2 separate regions of the Homo sapiens genome follow, and region 1 is linked to region 2. Evidence: chromatin contacts called from ENCODE Hi-C data. All regions are on one chromosome and are shown on one strand. Each heading gives the region's core, a stretch centred on a gene start or an enhancer-like site at or near the end of the contact. The rest is flanking DNA. Distances are from core to core; before and after follow the strand shown.

Region 1 (6,005 bases), core at 2,093-4,592, 960 kb before region 2:
GAATAAAATATAAAAATGCTAAATGAAGAGAGGATCCAACTTTGCATTTGCCGGGCCCTGTGTCACTCCTCTCATCCTAGTCACACCTGTTGGGATTACAGGCATGAGCCACCATACCCTGCCCATTCTGGGTTTTAAACTGTACTTTATTTATTACTATTCTCTTTTTTTAAAACTGATCAACCACAAGCATACAAAAGTTCTCTGAATGAATGGAACTGTTTCCACACCTGGGTATTAACAGGCAAATTTTGAAGGTCATTCGATTTGGAATTTTCTTTTCTATAGCACTTCTAATCAGTGTGTGTGACACACACCTCAGAGGTAGGAAAGACTGTTTTTAGTAAATTATCTTCTTAATTGTAGAGAATTCCTGAAAATAAAACTGATGAAATTGTAAATTCTGCCTTGATGAGTTTCCAAAGGACAGATTCATGGTGTCCTATTTGAAGAATTAATCCCCTGGAATGTTCCAGCCTTTGTTGGACACTTGATAACAAGATCCACCAAGGGTTAGGGCAAGTGCACTAAGAAAGCCTTCTGCTACTCTCCGTCTCTTATTCTTTAGACCATCCAGTCTTGCTGGCAGAGAGGTCAGTGATTGCTCTGTTGTACCCACAGGGACATGCAACAGTTGTGGAAGGAGTGATTACATTCTCCTCAGATGACAGCACAGTTCTCTTGTTTTCAGCTTGACACCCAAGAAAGGCATCCATCACCTCAACCCTGCAGATGGCAGTTGTATGGCACTCCGTGTCGCAGCTCTACATGCCCACTGTGTTTCACACCTGGAGAGAGAACATTTTTGTTGCCCTTCCAACTTGCAGCCTGTGCTCCCAGAGTGAGAGGACAAGGCACAGGGCTCCTTGCCATCTTCCACGTTAGCATTGGCAGCTGTGCAGAGCCTATAGTGGAGACTGGATTTTTGTTATTTATTCAATAGTGTTGAGACTAAATTCCAAGTAAGACACAATTATTGGACCACATTAAAAAGAAAAACAGAACAAAACAAAAAACCCACTATAGGGATGCCCAGGTAAGAACTGTATGGTTTTGGGGGTAGTGGGGAAGATAGACACACAAAAAAATACCCCAAAACAAAAAACCACAAACTGTATTTCCCATGCTCCAAAGCAGATAGATATGGCTTGTTCCCAAGGCCTGGCCAATGGAATATTGGAAGGTAATGTGTATAATTTTCATATTGTGCTCGTGAAAAGAGTGTGAATTCTTTTCTGCTGGCTGAAATGTTGACAAGATGCCAGAATCTGGTACAGTCATCTTGGAGCAAAAGATGGTGTGATAAATTGAAATATTGTTTGATAAGGTTGATATCCCTACCCAGAAGTAGATCATATTCTGTGCCCCATTGGTCTCAGGCTTGGCAATGTGACTTGTTATGATCAATGAAGTATAAGCAGGCATAACGTGTGTTACTTCCAAGAAGAACTCTTAAGAGTCATTGAGTGTTTCTGCCATGTTCTTTTTCCCTTCTGGTATAAGATAGGCAATGACCCAGATTTGGCTGCTTTGTCTGGGTCCTGGAATGAAAACAATGAAGAGTAGAGCCAAATGGGATCCACAACAGACATATAGTTTAAGAAAGAAATTAACATTTGTTATTTTTAAACAGTCATGGAAACTTTGGGGATAATTTGTTACCACAGCAAAATCTGGCTAGTTCTGATTTGTACAGAAATTGGTGCTTAGAGTGGGATGCTGCATAACAAAATAATTTAAATTGTGGCTTTGGTTCCAGGGCTGAGTGATGGGCAATGAAGAAAATATTATTGGAGGCTGGGAAAATGTCAACCCCTGTTTTGTAGCAGTGAAAGACTGGACAAAACAGTCACCTTTAATAACTTAGAATGAAGATAATGTATTAAATGAGCCTGTGGATTTGAGTGAAGAAGTAAGGAAACAGATGCTAGTAATATAGTTTGATCGCTACTAGGTAGGGTAATACAAAAGGTGGGAGGAAAAATGTGCTTGGAAAAGCACTAAACTCTTTGCAAGCAGGAAGGGAAGAAAATGGTCTACACATTTTTGGACTTTTAGAATAAGAAGTTGCAAATATTTCTCTTCTTCAACTAATAAAAAATCTGAGAATGTCTTTGGGTAACAAAGACAGAAATTCAAACTCAGTCTTTGGCAAAGAGGCAGTTAATAAGTAGCTATTAAACCTATGGTGGAAACCTCTGAATCAACTAAGATGTCAGCCAATAAATCCTTTCAGACAAAATTGCTCAGAGAAAAGAGCTTGAGTGCATTGCTTTCTGATGAAAGCCTGCTAATTCAAGGTAATATAATTAAATCTAAAGAGAGAAGCACATCTCAAAAATACTGAATTGTATTAGCACACAGAGTTAACTGGGACCGTATAGATTTAGAAAAACAACAAGAAGTTTTTGAGAAAGTTAAATTGCCAAGGAGCCATACCTAGATTTTTAAAATCCAGAAAGCAAAAACTGTGATGCTTTCAGACTAAACACAACCCTTGGACTCCAACATTCTTTGGGCAAGCAGTAGGTTGAGAAAGCTGGTTAGTTCTAAAGGAAGGTACAGTCCCCAGTTCCTGCTTTAAATGTGGTTGAAGAAAATAATAGAAAAGGGAAACTTTCCACTTTAAAAGTGGAAGAAGGGCAACAGAGTGAGACTCCATCTCAAAAAAAAAAAAAAAAAAAAGTGGAAAAAGATAATGACACCCTCTTGAGAGTGAAATCAGGAACCATGGGTTCTATTCAAGAGATACTGAATTCTTAGCCAGAGCAATTAGGCAAGAAAAAGAAATAAAAGGCACCCAAATTGGAAAGGACAAAATAAAATTATCTGTGTTTGCAGATGTCATGATATTATATACGGAAAATATTGTGGGATCTGACCAGCAGCCTGCAATCCAACGGGGCTCTTTCTTTGTTCCCAGGTGGATCGGCAGGTCAAGAAATAAAAGACACATGCGAGATAGTGAAAGCTGGGTCCAGGGGGGTCACCGCCTTCTGGTCTTGTGATGCCACGAATGCACTGGATATAGCAGCATTTATTATTAAGTTTAGTGAGGGTGGGGGTAGGTTAGTGAGGGATTTAGGGTCTTTGATTATGAGGTGAGATGGTCACATGGGGATGAAGTAATTCTTTAACATAACATCTGTATGCAGAAGTGCAGAATACAGAGATAAGAATTTACAATACAGTGTGTGTGTCAGTGATTTTTAACAGAGCCTTAAAACAGAAACACAGTCTATCCATAACCTATGTTTAGCAAGATATTAATCAGCAGTAACAGTTGCAGCAAAAGCTGGTTGCAAACAATTGATGGAAACAGGATGTGAAACTAGACAACCGGTGAGACCACAAATTCTCAGAAGGGAGTATGCCTTAACCCTAAAGAGACCTAGAAGAGCCATGGCAAGATAAGGGCATTTAAAACCCTATTTTATACATATGAATGGCCGCCCCTCATGCGTCCATTTATAGGCTCTCCACAAGGGTCGCATTCCATTCCCAGAGCTGTGAACATCTGCTTTTCTGGGATAAGAATATTGGTGATGTGAAACCTCCCTGACTGCACATCCGTTTATAGGCTCTCTGCAGGAGGAAGCACATCATGTGCTGTTGGCTCATTCAGGCAGCCCAACCTTGCATTGTCTTTACACAATCCTGCATGCAATTTTGTATTTATAATAATCAGGAGCATTTCATCTTTTATTCTGTAGCAATAGTTTCAGGGGGTCTCCCTACAAGAAAACCCTAAAAACTCCACAGGAACTGTTAGAACTAATTAACACATTTGGTAAAGTTACAAGGTACAAAACTAGAAATGCAAAAATCAGCAGTGTTTCTGTCCGATAACAACTATGCAAAATAGAAATCAGCCAGGCGTGGTGGCTCACACCTATAATCCCAGCACTTTGGGAGGCTGTGGAGGGTGGATCACTTGAGGTCAGGAGTTTGAGACCAGCCTAGCCAACATGGTAAAATGCTGTCTGTACTAAAAATACAAAAATTTGCTGGGCATGGTGGTGGACACCTGTAATCCCACCTACTCGGGAGGTTGAGGTGGGAGAATCACTTGAACCCAAGAGGTGGAAGTTGCAGTGAGTCAAGATCAAGCCACTGCACTCCAGCTTGGGTAACAAAATGAGACTCTGTCTCAAAAAAACAAAACAAAAAAAAAAAACACAAAAAAAAAAAGGAAAGAAAAGAAATCAAGAAAACAATCCCATTTACAATAGCTACAAAAAAAATACTTAGCAATAAGTTGAACAAAGGGAGTGAAAGATCTGCACATTAAAAATTATAAAACATTGATGAAAGAAATTGAAGACGACACTAATAAATGAAATGATATCCCATGTTCATGGATTGGAAGAATTAATATTGTTGAAATGTTTATTCTACCCAAAGTGAACTACAGGTTCACTACAATTTCTATCAAAATTCCAAGGACATTTTCCACAGAAATAGAAAAACAGTCTTAAAATTTCTATGGAACCACAAAAGATCCCAAATAGCCTAAGCAATCTTGAGTAAGAAGAACAAAGCAGGAGACTTTACACTACCTGATTTCAAAATGTAGCACAAAGCTATAGTAATCAAAACAGCATCGTACTGGCATAAAGAGAGTCATATAGACCAATGAAACAGAATAGAGATCCCAGAGATAAATATATACGTTCATAGGCCAAGCAACCTTGAGAAAGTTACCTTGAACATACATGGTGAAAGGATACTCTTTCCAATAAATAGTGTTGGGAAAACTGGATATCCAATGCAGAAGAATGAAATTGGGTCCTTATCTCATACCACATAAAAATAAACCCGAAATTGATTAAGGACTTACATGTAAAAGCTGAAACTATAAAACCACTGGCAGAAAACCCAAAGGGTGATTTATTGATGTTGGTCTTGGCAATGAATGTTTGGAATATGACCCCAAAAGTACAGGCAACAAAAGCAAAAAAAGACAAATGAATGACATAAAACAAAAAGCTTTTGCACAGCAAAGGAAATTATCAAAGGAATGGAGACAACCTACAGAAGGAGAGAAAATATTTGCAAACCATACATCTAATAAGGGGTTAGTATCTAAAATATAAAAAGAACTCAAACAATTCAATAGCAAGGAAACAAATAATTTAATTTAAAAATGAGCAAAGTATCTGAGTAGACATTTCTCAAAAGAAGACATTTCAATGGCCAATAGGTATATGAAAAAGTGTTCAATATTACTAATAATGAAGGAAATATTAATTAAAAGTACAAAGAGGTATCATCTCATCTCATACTCATGCAGCTATTACTAAAAAGACAAAAGATAAGTGTTGGCAAGGATGTGGAGAAAAGGGAGTATCTGCACACTGTTGGTGGGAACTTAAATTAGTGCAGCCATTAGAGAAAACAATATGGCAGTTCCTCAAAAAATTAAAAATATGCCAGGCTAAGTGATTCACACCTGTAATCCCAGCACTTTCGGAAGCTAAGGCAGGGAGACCACTTGAAGCCAGGAATCTGAGACCAGCCTGGGCAACACAACAAGACCTTATCTCTACAAAACATTTTTAAAAATTACCTGGGCATGGTGGCATGAGCCTGTGTTCCCAGCTGCTCTGTAGGCTGAGGCGGGAGGATCACTTGGGCTCACGAGGTTGAGGCTGCAGTGATCTAGGATGCCACCACTGCACTCTAGCCTGGGCAACAGAGTGAAATCTAATTTCTAAAAAAAATTAAAAATAAACATAGCTATCATATGATGCAGCAATCCTATTTCTGGGTATATGTCTGAAAGATATGAAATCAGTAGATCAATGAAGTATCTACAATCTCATGTTTGTTGTAGTATTATTAATAATTGCCAAGATATGGAATTAACCAAAACTGTCCATTGATGCATGTGTGATTAAAGAAAGTAAGACACACACACACACACACACACACACACACACGGGAATACTATTCAGACTTAGAAAAGAAGAAAATTCTGTCATCTGCAACAAGGTGGATGAACC
Region 2 (6,039 bases), core at 2,812-5,311:
AGGTTCTGTGGGCTCAGGCGTCCCACTCCCACCCCCGGCGCTGCATGGCTGAACTGGGGACAGGGAGGCATGCAGAACAATGACAGGAAACACCAGCTGTTCCATGAGACCTTTGACAACCTCCCCTTTCTGTGGGTCCCAGAGGGCAGGATTGACTCAGCATCTCCTAGCTGGGCACATGCCAACCCAAACTGTGTGATGTGGGCATGACAGGGGCTCTCAAGTCAGACATGCCTGGGTTTGAATCTTGGAGCTTCTACTTTGAAGCTGTGGAGCCAGTCTATTCTGTGCACCTCATCTATAGTATGGGGAGAATAATATTGACCTTCACTGGGTAACTGTTGGGGTTCAATAAGCCAGTATATAGTAACAGCATAGCTTGGTGCCCAACAGAGTGTTTCCTGGAACTTGATGAAATGGCTAAAAAAATTTTAAAGAAGAATAAAAGGGGCCAGGTGTGGTGGCTCATGCCTGTAATCCCAGTACTTTGGGAGGTAGAGGCGGGCAGATCACGAGGTCATGAGTTCGAGACCAGCCTGGCCAACATGGTGAAACCTCTACTAAAAATACAAAAATTAGGCATGGTTGCAGGCGCCTGTAACCCTGGCTACTTGGGAGGCCGAGGCAGGAGAATCGCTTGAAACCGGAAGGCAGAGGTTGCAGTGAGCCAAGATCGCACCACTGCACTCCAGCTTGGGGAATAAGAGCAAAACTCCGTCTCAAAAAAAAAGAACAAAAGGGTAAAAATAGACAGACACTTCCAGTTAAAACAAAAAAAATCCCAGAGGGGATTTACGTTACCAGATACCACAACTTGTTATGAGTTGTACGTCAATGCAGCGATACACAAGCTGACCAATAAAATGATATACAAAAGTCCAGGAACAAAAGCACGTATGTATAAAGCTATGTTATATGATATGGTTTGTGTGTCAGATTAATGGGGAAAGGAGAGACCATTCAAAAATTAGGCCTGGAAAAATGGTAATCCCTATCAAATAAATTAAATTGGATCCTTACATTACATGATATATAAAAATCAACTCCACATGGTTAAATGTTTAAAAAGTCTTTAAAATTTTTAATAGAAAATATTAATAGAAATATTTTTTAAATATTGGAGAATAGGGGTTTTTTTTAGTTTTAAAACTTTTAAATATATATATGTGTTTATTTATTTATTTATTTATTTATTTATACTTTAAGTTCTGAGATACTTGTGCAGAATGTGCAGGTTTGTTACATAGGTATACATGTGCCATGGTGGTTTGCTGCCCCTATCAATCCATCATCTAGGTTTTAATCCCCGCATGCATTAGATATTTGTCCTAATGCTCTCTTCCTCCCCTTTCCCCCGACCCCTGTGTGTGATGTTCCCCTCCCCGTGTCCATGTGTTCTCATTGTTCAACTCCCACTTATGAGTGAGAACATGCGGTGTTTGGTTTTCTGTTCCTGTGTTAGTTTGCTAAGGGTGACAATTTAACCTTGTGTCTTAAGACAGAGGAGTTTTGACTATAAAATAAGAGATTGATACATGTGTATTAAAATTGATTTTTCTTTCATAAAACGACAACTTGACTGAGGAGTAGGCTTGCTACATTATTTTGTTTGTTTTTATCTAGATGATATTAAAACTCAGAGTAATAAATTTTGACATTCTTTTGTATTTACAGTTTATCAGTTGTTAATTTTCTCTGTTCAACTGTAGTACAATAGATGCAGTGATTTAACATTTACAATTTTCACATATGGTATATTTCAGAAATTTGAAATTAAGCAACAATCTCAAAGAGTGGAGAAAGTAAGGACTCCTCGAGAAATCTTAATAGGGGACTAGGTCCCTTTGGAATTGTCAGTGGGTTCACTGCCTTACATCCTGATATCTGTGTCCAAGGTGAGGTTCTGAGGGGTAAAGGTAAATACAAATTGAAGAGCACTCTCTAAGCTGAAAGAAAGTCATGTCTGTTATGATTCATTCCCAGTTTGGTTTTGGATGGCATTGGAGAATGCTGTGAGCACTGCCGCATTGCTGTGCTGATTTAGGCAGTTTCGCCACCAGCCTGGAAAAGGAGACATGGGCTCTGCGCTCTACCCTTGCTCCCTGGTAAGTCGCTAAGCTCTGAACTTTGCTCCCTAAACTTGAAGTGGTCCTTTATTCACAAAGGGGGAATTACTTGAAAATGTCAGATGAGACATCTATAATTTGTTGCTTTAAATAAAATAGAAGCAAAATGCTAAAAAGGTTACCTTGAATTTTAATACCTGTGAAAGGTCCATGTTTCAGCTTTCTTCCAATAGCCAAACCATATTCTACCTTGTGCCTTATAGCCAAGCAAGGCTAAAAGCTCCCTGTTTTAAGTGTTTGCTGTTTATTTTATTTTGGGACAAGAGGGAAAAGGGGCAAAGTGTGAAGGTGAGGAAAAGGTTACCACCTCACAAATATTTTCATTTATCTTGAATGTTAATATCTAGTGCAGTGCCATTGACAACAGTAACTTTACGTAAGAGGAAACATCAAACTCTCCCTTGGGTGGGCCCAAAAAAAGTGATGTATCCTGGACCACATTTGTGCTTTTTATGTATTCCCAGACGTATGGTAGGGCACCTACATTGATAATTGGTCTTTGTTCCAAATTGCGTAAACATTGGGGAAAAAAAAAACAAACTTACATTTGTTGCCTTTCGGTGTATGCCAAAGAAAAGTGAGAATGTTCACGAAATTCTCTTTGGCATAATCTTAGTTAAACTGACAACATGCATAACTTGCCTGCAGAACATGAGGCAAGTACAGTCATTCTTTCATTCACAGGAATTTTGTGGTTTTCTGACATGTGTCTCCACTGTAGATATTACTACTACTCTGCAGTTGGAAACTTATCTTTTTCTAACTAATTAACTAAGTAAGGCCTGGAGAAAAATGAATTTACATGTTTCATTAATTACATAAGGGTCCATTTTACAGCCTTAATAGCCAGGCGGAGTAAGTGGACCAAATTATGGAGAATGGGTACATTTTGTAAAAATACTTAAAAGTACCATTGCGGAGAGAGTGACAGTTTCAAAAAGCTTGTTTTTAATGTTGACAAAAATCATGATCAGAATTTGCTTCCATTTACTATAATTCAGGGGTCAAAAACTGAAAAGCTGAAATACCTTCAGAGTCCCAGGAGGAGCTGACTATGACTAGAAAACGCATGGCATCTAAAGGGGACAGGCAGGGTGTTAATTTGCTCCAGGTGATAGGCAGCAAGCAGGAGTTACATTGTGTCATCTACTTTTCTAATTGATCAAGGAAGGCCGGAGATTTTATGAGATTTGATGTTTGAATTTTGAAGATTAAACGCTTTCAATAAAATATGTGCTCCAACAATATATGGTGGGCTGAGGCTTAGACTACTGGTTTGCATCTTCTAATGTAATTGAATTACTTTCGCCCCTTCCTAACTTATTTGAAGTTTGGTTTTAAGCAAATGCATTTGTGGTTTTGATGAACATCATATGGCCAATAACTTTTTAAAAGCATCTGTGAAACAATTCTAACTGGTTTGAATTTGGAAAAAAAAATCAAAAAAGGTGGCTTAATTTCACAGGTTTCTTTAAAGGGCATCTGCCAAGTAGAAGACTGGCAAGAAAAAATTGGTTCCTAAGGAAGAAGTACAGGTAGTAGGTTGCGTAGTTTGAGGACAGGGATTTTATCCACAAGGAGGTAATTATATGACCTGCTGCTACCTTTCTTAGGGCCTTCTGATTATATAGTAACCTGTTTCCTTGCTACTTTGCTTTGGTTCAAGCAGTTTCTTCTGCAGGTTTTCTCATAAATGAAAACACTGCAAGAATACCAAAGACAGCAATGTTTGTGTTAGTGATTTAAAACATCTGCATGGGGCCAACATCGATTACTGAAAGTCAACTAATGAGAATTAGAGACTTCTGAAGTATACCTGTTTGCTTACGGGTCTCACTTTGAGGTGGCTGGAAGGTTTCGAAAGAATAGTTTTTCTTGTTTTTTTTTTTTTCTGTTTCGTTTTTGCTCAAGTTCCTCTTTCTGAGATCTGGAGACTGTCCGCGGTTCCCTGCTCACTGTTGTCCCTGGAGTCTGCCTGAAAGAAAGCATTTTTTAAAACTGTTGAAATATTTTGCAGTTTTCTACACTGTATTTGTAAATATTTATCTTTTGCTAAGTTTCTGTTTCTTTATCTTCTGGACTTAAAATTTGCGGCAGTTCTTAGGGTAGCATTGCATGTTGTAGAAATTGATAATTGCATTGAGTTACTCATTATAGTATGTAACTCTGGGGTGGAGTTTGTTTAATGTGTACAGGGACTAGAAGGTCAATAAAAATGAAAATGGTTGTCTGGATAGTGGAGCTACTACAATTTGTTAAACCTATACATCTTTTCAATAAAAATATTAACATACTTTTTAAGGAGACAACTTAAAAACAAGTTACAAATGGGAGATTATGTTGCAATACACATACCAAAAGGATTAATATAAGAACATATCAAGAGCTCCTTCAAATCTGCAGGAGGCTCTATTCTCATTTAAAAGGGTTTAGAATGTATTTCTTCACACCGTTGACTTTGAGGTTGGCCATGTACCTCCCTTGAGCCAATAGACTGTTAGCAGATATGGGCCAGGCACGGTGGCTCAGGCCTGTAATCCCAGCACTTTGGGAGGCCGAGGCGGGCGGATCATGAGGTCAGGAGATCGAGACCATCCTGGCTAACACGGTGAAAACCTGTCTCTACTAAAAATACAAAAAATTAGCCGGGTGTTGTGGCGGGTGCCTGTAGTCCCAGTTACTCAGGAGGCTGAGGCAGGAGAATGGTGTGAACCCGGGAGGTGGAGCTTGCAGTGAGCTGAGATCGCGCCACTGCACTCCAGCCTGGGTGACACAGTGAGACTGTCTCAGAAAAAAAAAAAAGAATGTTAGCAGATATGACATGCCAGATCCCAGCAGAAGCTTTGAAAGCATTGCAAGTTTCTGATAATCCTCTTTCTCTTGGACCCTCTGCCAGTAGAATGTCCTGTCCTGAGCAAGAGCTGTTCCTTTAGCTGGACCCTGGAATTGGGAAGACTTGTGACAAAGACTGACATGACCCACAGCTTAATGAAGGGCTGCAGTTGGCCCGCAGACTTAAGAGCAAAAAAGAGAAATGTTTCTTGTTATCAGCCACAGATATTTTGGGGTTGCTTGTTGCTGCAGCAAAAGCTGGCCGATACAGAAATTAATACCTAGAAGAGAGAAATTGCTCTAACCAAAGGATAAGATGTACAGATTTGGCTTTGCAGCTGGGTGGCAGACAGCAGAGAAATTATTATAGGGGCTAGAGAAATGGCAACCTATGGAATGCTGTAGTGAAACATTTGGTAAAACTGTCACATATGATAACTCGGAGGGCAGAAAATAAACCTACTGAATTTATAGCTTTGGGAGAAGAGGTTTTGAGACAGAATTGGTTAGTGTGAGTTAGCTTTTACTAGCTACATTTCATGAGGTACTACAAGAAAGAAATGATGTCAGCAAAGGGCAGGCTCATTTGCAAGTGGAACTGAAAGGGAATATAGAAAGTCTAGAAATGCTAGGGCTAAGAGTGTTGAAAGATGCAATAATCTCTCACTTCCAACCTCTGTGGTTAAAAAAATTCTCAAAATAATACATAGCTTTAAGGCACAAAACAAAACAAAGGCATGGCTATGAACACTTAGCCTGGAGACCAAGACCAAATCCAGGGCACAACTGTCACTGCCTTTGTTAAGACTTCTGATAAGAATACGGCACTCCCAGGGAATCCTGTCCATTAGACAGAATGTCTCATGGAAAGGTCTCCTAAAGCCTGATGATGTCAGAGTACTTGAAACTACATATAGAGGGAGAGCAAGACATGTCTCAAAATGAATTGTGGATTTGGCTACTGACATTTCGAAAAGGGTTTTCGAGAGAGTTACATTGCTGAAAGTGCTGCCAGCCTAGGTTAAATAAGACTGATTTTTAAGGACATGAAAGGATCTTGAGCGATAGTATTCTACAGGCA

The links. A loop is a pair of places that touch in the nucleus more often than their neighbours do. Pooled maps may share reads with other maps.
Region 1: a map with no recorded cell type shows a loop between it and region 2 (8-fold over the local background). The contact joins two enhancer-like sites. A Hi-C loop is called at or near these places in 3 of 37 single-sample maps with no recorded cell type and 3 of 50 pooled maps.

Annotation. Positions count from the first base shown.
Region 1 is chr17:35,339,113-35,345,117 of GRCh38, reverse strand. It overlaps the pseudogene LOC101060119. Among named protein-coding and RNA genes, the nearest start is that of SLFN11, 32 kb to the left of the region's middle. Within about 2 kb of position 3,342, at least 3 of the 41 ENCODE cell types and tissues checked have a DNase peak (open chromatin) inside an H3K27ac peak, as active enhancers do.
Region 2 is chr17:34,376,818-34,382,856 of GRCh38, reverse strand. No RefSeq gene overlaps it. Among named protein-coding and RNA genes, the nearest start is that of CCL1, 17 kb to the right of the region's middle. Within about 2 kb of position 4,061, at least 3 of the 41 ENCODE cell types and tissues checked have a DNase peak (open chromatin) inside an H3K27ac peak, as active enhancers do.